Regions from separate parts of the Homo sapiens genome. Here all the other regions are linked to region 3. The links are chromatin contacts, found by Hi-C or POLR2A ChIA-PET in ENCODE. All regions are on one chromosome and are shown on one strand. Each heading gives the region's core, a stretch centred on a gene start or an enhancer-like site at or near the end of the contact. The rest is flanking DNA. Distances are from core to core; before and after follow the strand shown.

Region 1 (3,604 bases), core at 1,071-3,570, 310 kb after region 3:
AAGTAATACATGTATGTAATCCACAATTCAAATCACATCAAAAGTGCAACTACTTTTATCAATTTATGTATTTTTCCAGCAATTTTCCGTGTGTACATATGGTTTTCATGCATGTCAGCATCCTTCACACACAGTTCTGTACCTTGCTTGTTTTTTCCTCTTAGTATATCTCAAATTATTTATACTTCAGTACATGAAGAGTTTCCTCAACGTTTTTGTTTGTTTGTTTATTTGTTTTTGAGACGGGGTTTTGCTCTTGTTGCCCAGGCTGGAGTGCAGCGGTGCGATCTCAGCTCACCGCAACTTCTGCGTCCCGTGTTCAAGCGATTCTCCTGCCTCAGCCTCTCGAGTAGCTGGGATTACAGGCACGCACCACCACGCCTGGCTAATTTTTTGTATTTTTAGTAGAAACGTGGTTTCACTATGTTAGCCAAGCTGGTTTCGAACCTCTAACCTCAGGTGATCTGCCCTCCTTGGCCTCCCAAAGTGCTGGGATTACAGGCATGAGCCACCGCACCTGGCGCTTTTTGCCTATTTCTTTGAGACCTGGGGTTTTGGGTCACAAAACAGGCAAATGCCATGAGCCACCCTCCTCCTCTTTCTCCATCTTCTTGTGCTGCCTCAGGTCAGAGCACTTACCTGCTCCTGCCTTCTCACTGGGTTTCCTTGTCTCTGGCCTATTTGTCTCCAGAGGGGTCAAAACACTTCAAATCCTCCTATTTGTCTCTGTCCACTGTCAGGAGTTCCAGTTCCCAGAACCCCAATTTTGCCTACAAAATAGCGTGTCTTTTCACGGGGAGAGGATTTGTTGAGTTTTAGTGGGTACTCAAAAAGATCTAAAGCCAGTTGGGGGGGTTCACACATGTAATCCCAGCACTTTTGGGAGGCCGGCCTGTGAGGGTCGTTTGGGCGCAGGAGTTTGAGACCAGCCTGGACAACACAGCAAGACCCTGTCTCTATAAAAAATAAAATAAAAATAATTAGCTGGGCATAGTTGCGCACGTCTGTGGTTCCAGCTACTCGGGACGCTGAGGCGGGAGGATCGTTTGAGCCCAGGTGCTTGTTGAATTGAGCTATGAGTGCACTACTGCACCCCAGCCTGGGCAACAGAGTAAGGACCCAGTTTCTAAGAAAAGAAGATTCATTAGCTAGACGCGGTGGCTCACACCTGTAATTCCAACACTTTGGGAGGCCAAGACGGGCGGATCACTTGAGGCCAGGCGTTCGAGACCAGCCTGGCCAATATGGTGAAACCCCGTCTACTAAAAATACAAAATTAGCTGGGCGTGGTGGCTCACACTTGTAATCCCAGCTATTCGGGAGGCTGAGGCAGGAGAATTGGTTGAACCGGGGAGGCGGAGGTTGCAGTGAGCCAAGATCGCGCTACTGCACTCCAGCCTGGGTGACAGAGTGAGTACCCCGCCTCAAAAAAAAGAAAAGAAAAAAGATTCATGATCTGCTAAAGTTGAAGAAGTGGGGGAAAACATTGGAGTGTTAGCGGCGTCAAGATCGGGCGTGAGCAGAAAGGGCACAGCATTTGCAAAGGCGTGGAGGAGTGATTTTATTGCGTTCTATCCCTAGGAAGCAATGACTTGGCCTCTACCATTTGCAGAGCGCATTGGGACCCTGCTCCCAGAGCTGGTTTGCAGTCTGGGAACTGAGATGCGCTCTGGGACTTGTAGTTTTCCCCAGTGCCAGGAAACTCAAAAATCGAGACATCGGATCCCACCACGAGGTGTCGCCCTTGAGCGAGTACGGTGGGATCTATCCTATACTTCAGAAGGCTGTTGCAGACATCCAACAATCACAAGGAAGAACGGGAGTTTTTCTGATTGACAGATATGGTTCTCAATGATAGTCAAGATTCGGATGTTAAAGCCCGCCCTCTTTTGCCTGGTTGGCTGGAGCAACGAAGTGATATTTATATGAACCAATGGGAAATTCTTAGGGAACGAGGTAGTAGCTCAATCCCCAACACCATTGGTCCACATTGTCTACTGGCACGTCTGCCTGCCAATAAGATGGTGGAACTTCGCCAATGGGCAGAGCCAACGTGCCTTTTTCGGAAACACCCCCTTCCTCTCTTGACAACTTGCTTTCTGCCGCTATTGGCTGTTGCACAACAGTGACGGTTCTTTTGTCCAATAAGTCAGCAAGACGGTCCCCAGGGGGAAGGTTTACTCAACCATAGGCCCGTGCCTAGTTTTTATTGGCTAGTGTATCCGAGTGGCGGTGCAGCAGGCCAGTCGCGTGCGGCGCGAGTGCTTTGGGCGCAGCCCCCGGGGCCGGGGCGGGAGGTCGCTCGGGTCGGGTGTCGCCTGAGAACCGGATGAGGCGGCGACCGTGAGGCCGAGCCGGGAGCGGGCGTCTTGCCGAGGCCCGGGCGGGCGGGGAGCAACGGCTACAGACGCCGCGGGGCCAGGTCGTTGAGGGTCGGCGGCGGGCGAGGAGCGCAGGGCGCTCGGGCCGGGGGCCGCCGGCGCCATGGGCAACCGCGGGATGGAAGAGCTGATCCCGCTGGTCAACAAACTGCAGGACGCCTTCAGCTCCATCGGCCAGAGCTGCCACCTGGACCTGCCGCAGATCGCTGTAGTGGGCGGCCAGAGCGCCGGCAAGAGCTCGGTGCTGGAGAACTTCGTGGGCCGGTGAGCGGGCGCGGCAGGGATCGCGGGCGGGTGGCGGCCTAGGGCGCGGAGGGCGGACCGGGAATGGCGCGCCGTGCGCCGCCGGCGTAACTGCGGCGCTTGCGTGCCCGCGGCGGGGAACCGGACGGGGTCGGGGAGGCGGGCCCTGTGGGACGCCCTGGGCAGAGGACTCCCTGCAGGGGCTCCGGAGCAGGCCCGGGCCCCAGGGGCGGTGTCACGGGCCAGGGCGCCGTAGGACAGGAGGTGCGCTGGAACCCTGCGGTCCATCTGGTCCCAGCTTTCGTGGGTGAAGTCTGCCATCTGGTTGGCCGTGGGTCTGGGGTAGATCCCTCTTCTGCTCTTTCGGGCTGTCCATCAGAGGTGAAACCGGCCATCTAGATATCTATTGGGGCGACCGCTGCGGTCTGGCTGGCTTGTTCTTGTATCTGGAGCTGCCCCCGCCGTCTGGTTGGCTGTCTCTCTGTCCTGGGCAAGCCTCCCTGCCACCACCATTTGGTTGTCCATCTGTCCAGTCCCACCTGGCAGCCCCCTGCTGTCTGGCTAGCTGTCCAGGGTGACCTCTGCTGTCTGGCCGCCCATCCGTGCCCCTCACAGACTTTAACACTGAGCAGTCCCTCTGTTGGGTGACACCAGCTGGCCTCTACTGTCTGACTGGCTAGCTGACTCCTAGGGGACCCTGTTTGATTCTCTCTGGCTGACTCTTACAGCTTGATTCCTGGCTAGCGCTGGCTCCTCTCTTCCGTGTGAATTCTTCTGTCTGTCTGGCCATCTCCTAGTCTGCCCATGACTACCCCTGAGTGTCTGGCACAACGGCTCTGGAAAGGGGTGGTAGGAGGGTAGAGGGGAGAACAGAGCTGAAGGAGGAGGTTTGGACCCTACTTCCCCTCTCAGCTGGAAGGAGGACTCTGGGGGTACCTTACTTCAGGATTCCTTTCCGAGTGCTAGAACACAGGGGCCCG
Region 2 (3,724 bases), core at 393-2,892, 350 kb after region 3:
TGGCGCGATCTCAGCTCATTCCAACCTCTGCCTCCTGGGTTCAAGCGATTCTCCTGTCTCAGCCTCCTGAGTAGCTGGCATTAAAGGCACCCACCACCACGCCTGGCTAATTTTTGTAATTTTAGTAGAGATGGGGTTGCACCATGTTGGCCAAGCAGGTCTCGAACTCCTGACCTCAAACGATCCACCCACCTCGGCCTCTGAAAGTGTTTGGATTACAGGCGTGAGCCATTATGCCCAGCAATATATCTTATATATAAGGTGATTGAAAATATATGTTTTCAAAAAGAAAACATATTTTCAGTCAGCTTCCTTAGGTTGAACGTAATTTATATTTAACTAGTCCCCTGTTGCTGGGCTTTAAAATTCTTTGAGATCTGAATTTTTCGTCTTATTGAGAAACTAACAGGGTTGTAACAATTCTGTGGGCAAATTTTAATGGAATGTCCACCCTGTACTTTTGTATCTGAATCTTCACGAACATGTTCTCCTTGACTTGTGACCTTTTCCTGAGATTTCAGTTAGATATAGTTAATCGCTTAAGTCTTTTTTTTTTTTTTTGAGACGGAGTCTCACTCTGTTGCCAGGCTGGAGTGCAGTGGCGCTATCTCAGCTCACTGCAGCCTCCGCCTCCCAGGTTCAAGCGATTCTGCCTCAGCCTCCTGAGTAGCTGGGACTACAGGCACCCTCCACCTCGCCTGGCTAATTTTTTGTATTTTAGTAGAGACGGGGTTTTACCGTGTTGGCCAGGATGGTCTTGATCTGCTGACCTCATAATCTGCCCGCCTCAGCCTCCCAAAGTGCTGGGATTATAGGCGTGACCCACTACAACTGGCCAATCGCATAAATCTTAAACATATACCTTGATTTTCTTGTCTTCTTCTTCTTCTTTTTTGGAGACAGTCTCCCTCTGTTGCCCAGGCTGGAGTGCAACGGCGCAATCATGGCTCACTGCAGCCTCAGTCTCCTGGGCTCAAGTAATCCTCCTGCCACAGCCTCCCGAGTAGCTGACACTACAGGGGAATGCCACCATCCGCAGTGAATTACTTTTTACTTTTTGTAGAGACAGGGGCTCGTTATGTTGCCCAGGCTGGTCTCGAACTCCTGACTTCAAGTGATCCACCCACCTTGGCCTCCCAAAGTGCTGGGATTACAGGTGTGAGCCACTGCTGCAAGTTTTGATTTTCTAATAAATGATTGTACCTTGGTACCTACTGGCTAGATCAAGATGCAGGACTTCTTCATGGTCTCAGAAAGTCCCTCCTGCCCCTTCTAGTCCATTTCCCGAAAGGGAACCACTGCCCTGATTTCTATCTCCAGAGACTAGCTTTGCCGGTTCAAGTTCAAGTCCACCCTGTGACTCAGCAAGAGAAACAAGGACATGTGTCTACAAAAAGCGCATATGAGAATGTTCAGAACAGCTTTATTTGTAATAAATTCAAGCTAGGAAGACCCCAAATGTCCATCCAATGGTGACTAGACGAACAGACTGTAGTCCATCAGTGCAATGGACAGATTCGACCACGAAAAGGAATGAACGTCAGACACACGAAGCAGACAGGATGTCTGTGATTGCATCACATGCTGCTCCTGTGTTGTTTTATCGTTGACATCTTCCACTTGCACACTTCAAAAATAGTCATTGAAAGGATGGAGCAGGGGCACTGTTGTGAGGGGCACGTGCTGTCACCGCCGCTGCTGGTGATTCAGTGTCTAGCCAGCGCCGCATGGTTTCTGAGATGCTGCATTTGTCTTTTTTTTTTTTTTGAGACAGAGTCGTTCTGTCACCCAGGCTGGAGTGCAGTGGCGCGATCTCAGCTCACTGCAACCTCTGCCTTCCAAGTTCAAGCGGTTCTCCTGCCTCAGCCTCCCAAGTGGTTGCGATTACAGGTGTCCACCACCACACCCGGCCAGGGTTTTTTTTTGTCTTTTTTTTTTTGTATTTTGTATTGTTTTTGTTTTTGTTTTGAGATGGAGTCTCACTCTGTCACCCAGGCTGGAGTGCAGTGATGCGATCTCGGCTCACTACAATCTCCGCCTCCCGGGTTCAAGCCATTCTCGTGTCTTAGCCTCCCGAGTGGCTGGGATTACATGCTTGCGCCCCCACACCCGGTTAATTTTTGTATCTTAAGTAAAGGCGGGGTTTCACCATGTTGGCCAGGCTGGTCTCAAACTCCTGACCTCAGGTGACCCACCCACCTTGGCTTCCCAAAGTGCTGGGATTATAGGCGTGAGCCACTGTGCCTGACCTGAGACACTGCGTCTCTGATGTGCAAGATGCCAAGTGTCCCTGCCCCTCAGGTCCCTACCTGTGAGCTAGGTGGCCTGGGGCTCTGGTAGGGCCAGGGCCAAGGCTACTTGTGGCGTTCATGAGGTTAATACCCTGGGACAGCCTGGTGTCCACTGTGACTACTGTGACGGAAAGACAAGGGGCCATGCTAAGAGGTGACTTTGGGGTCTGTCACCTGCATGGGGGCGCCCGCTCGCTGTTTCCCTCGTTCAGTTCACTCCGCCTCCCAATTGATGTAGCTTGTTCCCTCAGTCCCCCTGCTCAGAGAACCCTCTCCAATTATCCCAGCCCCCAACCCCTCTCACCCCTGCAGTATGTCTTCCTCGCACCCACCCCCGTCAGAATGTTGGCGCCAGTGTCACCAGCACCTCCCCAAGTGCTCAGGAGCCAGTGAGAAAGGTTCGCTCCTTTTCATGCAAGCCATGAGCTGTGATGTTGTCCAAGTCTCGTATCCTGTTTGTGCCTCAGGCTCCTCATCAGCCGAATGGGAGGCTGACGGAAAGGGATTAGAGCTCAGGCATCAGCTTGAACTGGGGCACGTGGCGTGACAGGCCTAGTGCCTGGCAGGCAGGTCCCTCGGGCTCTTTGTCATCCTCAGGAGTGTGGCTCGAAGACAGGTAGCATCCCAGGCCTGGAGAGCTGACTGTGCTGCCTGTGGCTGCAGAGACAGGATGCAGAGGCCAGGGCTCGTCCCCCAGAGCCTTGCAAGTGTCTGTAGGGCGCTCCCCTCTGTCTTGCCTCCTCCCACTCTCTGGCTCTTCTCTATCCGGCCTGCCCTCAGGTTGTGACCATCCACCTCCCAAACTGCCCTGGAATCTGCCTACGGCCTGTCCACTGGCCTCCGTACCCCTGCCTGCCATCTCTCTGGTTTCGCCCCTGATGTCACTCACATGAACCACAGCGGTCACCCCCACCTGCCTCCTGCTCCTGCCCTCTCCTCTGCCCTGCATCAGCCAGAGGGGGGTTTAAAAGCTTACATTTGTTAATAATCTGGCTAAAGCTTAACATTTATTGTAATCCATCCCTAAATCCCAGCTGGTGGCATTGCTCTAACAGTGATGACCAGCCTCCTCATCATAATCCCCAGCACTGCCACCCTCAACCCCCCAGCGCTGACCACTGGAGGCTGCTTCTAAAACTTCAGCCCTGCTCTGCCAGCAGCGCCCCTGGGGGGTCTTCGTAGCCCTGTTGCCCATCACGATCCCTTTTCTCATGCAGTCCAGGCTGCAAGCCCCCGCCGAGGGCTTGGGCTGACTTGTTGTGTAGTCAGTGCTGTGTCTCTGCACCCAGCCAGAAGTGGTGGGACAGCCCCCCGGCTGACGGGCTAGAACCCATCATCCAGGGTGTGTGGAAAGAGCACATCTCCCCCCCGACGCCAGCCACTGGGTAATACATTCCCAGGAATTTCCAGTGCCCAGCCCCAGCTGAGAAACA
Region 3 (3,610 bases), core at 631-3,130:
ACTCAGGATTTAAGGAATAGGTCTGGAAGTGGGACTGGGAGCTAGATGAAGAGACTAATGCCGTATTCCAGAGTATTCTGGAAGGATGGGAAAGGGACCTTCTAGTTGTTTCTGGATAAATGATGGGGAATTGCCCTATGGGAGGGTGGGGTAAGAGATCCTCACTAGAAGGTTCTGAGAGGTATATGCCCTTCGTTTAAGAGCACAACATGGCTGGGTGCGGTGGCTCACGCCTGTAATCCCAGCACTTTGGGAGGCCGAGGTGGGTGGATCAACTGAGGTCGGAAGTTCAAGACCAGCCTGACCAACATGGAGAAACCCTGTCTCTACCAAAAATACAAAATTAGCCAGGCATGGTGGTGCATCATGCCTGTAATCCCAGCTACTCAGGAGGCTGAGGCAGGAGAATCACTTGAACCCGGGAGGCAGAGGTTGCAGTGAGCCAAGATTGTGCCACTGCACTCCAGCCTGGGCGACAAGAAGGAAACTTCGTCTCAAAAAAAAAAAAAAAAAAAAAAAAAGGAATACAACAGACACTGGTATGTAATGCAGGCACACTCATTTGGGGTAGCAGGAGGTTAAACCTTTAAGTCTTAGTCATCCCATTGGCTCGTGAGCACTGAGAGGGTGGTGGGACATGGATCACCCAGGCTTGGGATTCTGGGGTCTGGATTCGGGACCTCTGTTGTGGTCAGATAGAAGAAGGGGTGGTGAATTTAGAATCAGACCAGGAGAGTCCCTGGATAAGAGCAGGGACAATTTGGGTCACAGAGTAGCTAACAGGCTGGGGACAAAAGGTGGGGTGGGTTTGGGGTTCTGGGCTTGAGTTAGGGGAGAGTTTCCAATGCTGGCTGAGGCTCATACAGGAAGCCAGTCTGGGAAGTGGGTGGTGACAGGGTCTGCAATACCAAGTAGGAGCAGGGGCTCTGGCTAGGCCGGAAGCCACGTGGGCAGGATTTCCTGGTATAATGGGAAATGGGTCTACCGGAGGCCAAAGGAGAGGCTGGAATGTGAGGCTCTATCGGGTTGGAGCTGGTAGTTAGATCCAGAGGGGAACCAGATTCCAAAACCCAAGTACTCGGTGAGACTAAGGATCCTGAAGGGGGACGGTTCTACACTCTAGGAAGGGGGTCCTGGGTGTGGGCAGGGACAGGAATATCAGAGTAGCACAGAGTTCCTTGTTCCGTTTAGAAAAGGAGTGGCGACTCCGGATCTGAATGGGAACCCCGGATCAAGATCCCGGAAAGTAGATCCCGGGACAGACCAAAGTATTGGGGGTCCAGACTACGGAGGTGGGGGGGCGATGGGAGATCCCAGATAGGAAGTGAATACCCGAATAGGATGAGGGATCATCTAGAAGAATTTGGGGTCCAAACTTTGAGGCAGAGTTCTGGGTATAAATGTTAACTGCCGAACAGAATTAGGGAGAACCCCCAAGACTCGTCTAGGGGACTCCAGACTATGAAGAAGTTCTAGGGGGTGAATAGGGAATCCCACGCAAAAATCGGAGCAGGGAGTGGGGGAGCGGAGATCCAGGGCAGGGACTCAGGGTCCCAATGGTACTGGGGTCCCGGAGTTGAATCGAAGCTCCTGAAAATCCAGACTGGGGGGGTGAGAATCCTAGGTGTGAACAGCGGGGTCCCTGGGCAGTATCGGGGATCACAACTCCGAAGCGGGGTCCGGGAGTGGGGAAAGGGATGGGCGCGCGCGCCTTACCTGATGCCGCCAGCGGAAGAGACTGGCCGTGTCGATGTTGGGGTGCGTCTCGTCTTCATCATCAGACACCTCAATGTGGTCCCACACGCTGTAGTCCACCATCTTGCCTTGGCGGCCCAGCCCGCTCCGGCTCGGGTGGCGGCGACGGCGGCAGCAGTGGAGACTAGGAGCGCGGAGCCCCGCCCCTTCCGCTTCCGCCGAGCGCGGGAAACCCCGCCCTGTGTGACGTCACATCCCTAGTAACCGCGGCAGCGGCACTAGCTACCCAGCCAGCCTTAAAGGGCCCTGCGTAAGTGTTCCGGCCCCCTGGAGTTCCCGCAGAGACTCCGCGTCATCGGGCGCTGGGGCTCCGCTAGGTCTCCTGGGGGCATATGAGTGCGCGCTTCAACTCCGAGCCCCCCTCATCTCCCGCCGCTCCACGGTGGGCGTTTGGGGTGGCAGGGAGGGGACGGTTGATGAGACTGAGAGGACTGTCCCCTCAGCCACGCCGCAGTGACGTCTGCAAGGGGTAGGGACACGGCGGGAAGGCCCTCCCCCTGCCCTTCGTAAACGGGGACCTAAGCCTGCGCTGGAGAGGGGCGCCTGATGACTCCTCGGACTTTCTCAGCCCGAGGAGGACTGGACCTGCCCTGGGGGTGTCTAAATCGGGGGTGGTATGGCCCTCCCCTTGCAGGGTTAAACGTGGAGGGGAGACTGTGGCCCTGCCTTGGGAGCTGGGGTTTCCCCGCCTCGGCAACAGCCTTCTCCTTGTCTTCCACCTCCTGCCATTCGCAGCGAGGACTCGCGCGAGCGCGCGCGCGCACACACACACACACACACACACACACGCACACACACACACACACACACTTTGGAATCACCCGGACCCCCTCAAAACGGGTCTCGGCTCCCCACCCCGCTGGCCGCTGGGTGTCGCTAGAGTCTAGCCCACGGCGCGTATTCCTGGCCCCGCGCTTGGTGGGGGGAATCGTGGAGGGGTGGAAGGGGGCTTTCCTTGTCGTCACAGTCTGGGGCCACGCATAGCCCCTCCCCGTTCGTCTTGGGGTACGCTTCCTCCGCCGGGGCTCTAAGGACTCCATTACTCTAAGCATGCAGGGCCTCGACCACCTCACACTTCCATGCATCCCAATCCACGCTTTGATACCAGGATAATAGGCCGTGTTGCAGCCTTGGGCCAGGATTATCTCAGATTAAAGGGTGCTCCCTCGGGGGTCAGGCTGGATAGGAGGAGCTCCAGCCACTCCGGTGAGGGGCGCCTCTTCCTAGTCTCCCCTGGAGCCGACGTTGGAGGCAGTGCCTGGAGAGAGCGAGCGAAGTTCTCCAGAAGGGGGAGGATTCCCCGGTGCATGGAGCGGGAAGGGCCATCGGACAAAAACGTCCTCCCGCTGCCGCCCTTCCCCCTCGCGCTTCATTCAAACCCGCGAGTGGGCGGGCAGGGGCGGGGGAGTCCCCATCTCCTACCCCTCCCTCTTCCCCTCCACCCTGGCAGTCCAGCACATCAGTGGCCGTCACGGCCCGGGCACGCGCGCGCACGGACCCACACCCCGGCGGCTCTCACAATCGCACACACACATACACACACACACCAGCAAACAAAGGGTCTGGACACCCCCGTCCCCTCCCGCCCCCCAGGCCAGGGAGGGCGGGGCATCCCCTCCCCAGGCCCCCCGCAAGGTAAGCTTGGGGCTGCGAGCTGCGGTGGGGAGGGGGACACGGTGCCACAGTGGGAGGGGGCCAGGAAGGTAGGGGGTTCCCCGGCTCCCCAGGAAAGTCGTACCCCCACCCCCACCGTATGCCCTTTAGGGATTCGGCCCCGTCATCAGCCTGGGGGTGTTTGGAGAGAATCCCAGATGTCGGGGATTCCCGGATAGGCGCGGGGGTCTCTTCCTGGCTC

The links. A loop is a pair of places that touch in the nucleus more often than their neighbours do. ChIA-PET counts read pairs that join two places held with the same protein, here RNA polymerase II (POLR2A). Pooled maps may share reads with other maps.
Region 1: a loop to region 3 is called in a map of CD8-positive, alpha-beta T cell, with 3 times the contacts of the local background. The contact joins the promoter of DNM2 here to the promoter of CDC37 in region 3. A Hi-C loop is called at or near these places in 3 of 168 maps with a recorded cell type or tissue (CD8-positive, alpha-beta T cell, PC-9 and naive thymus-derived CD4-positive, alpha-beta T cell), 10 of 37 single-sample maps with no recorded cell type and 12 of 50 pooled maps. POLR2A ChIA-PET finds 5 or more read pairs at or near these places in 4 of 52 experiments (A673, H1, activated CD4-positive, alpha-beta T cell and 1 more).
Region 2: a loop to region 3 is called in a pooled map, with 3 times the contacts of the local background. The contact joins the enhancer-like site here to the promoter of CDC37 in region 3. A Hi-C loop is called at or near these places in 5 of 50 pooled maps. POLR2A ChIA-PET finds 5 or more read pairs at or near these places in 2 of 52 experiments (BJ and T-cell).

What each region holds. Positions count from the first base shown.
Region 1 is chr19:10,715,759-10,719,362 of GRCh38, forward strand. DNM2 (dynamin 2) reads left to right here and starts at 2,321. Exons shown (of 21, transcript NM_001005361.3): 1 at 2,321-2,645. The coding sequence starts at 2,485. It overlaps MIR638 (microRNA 638), which reads left to right and starts at 2,646; the gene lies at 2,646-2,745. RefSeq lists silencers at 1-48, 2,180-2,849 and enhancers at 1,400-1,589, 1,780-1,899, 3,340-3,479.
Region 2 is chr19:10,753,714-10,757,437 of GRCh38, forward strand. All of the region lies in intron 1 of DNM2 (dynamin 2), which reads left to right. It overlaps LOC124904637 (a long non-coding RNA gene), which reads right to left. Exons shown (of 2, transcript XR_007067139.1): 2 at 1,404-2,948. Among named protein-coding and RNA genes, the nearest start is that of MIR4748, 25 kb to the right of the region's middle. Within about 2 kb of position 1,643, at least 4 of the 41 ENCODE cell types and tissues checked have a DNase peak (open chromatin) inside an H3K27ac peak, as active enhancers do.
Region 3 is chr19:10,401,662-10,405,271 of GRCh38, forward strand. It overlaps CDC37 (cell division cycle 37, HSP90 cochaperone), which reads right to left and starts at 1,881. Exons shown (of 8, transcript NM_007065.4): 1 at 1,717-1,881. The coding sequence starts at 1,818. It overlaps MIR1181 (microRNA 1181), which reads right to left and starts at 1,877; the gene lies at 1,797-1,877. RefSeq lists silencers at 1,597-1,656, 3,367-3,416 and an enhancer at 2,057-2,406.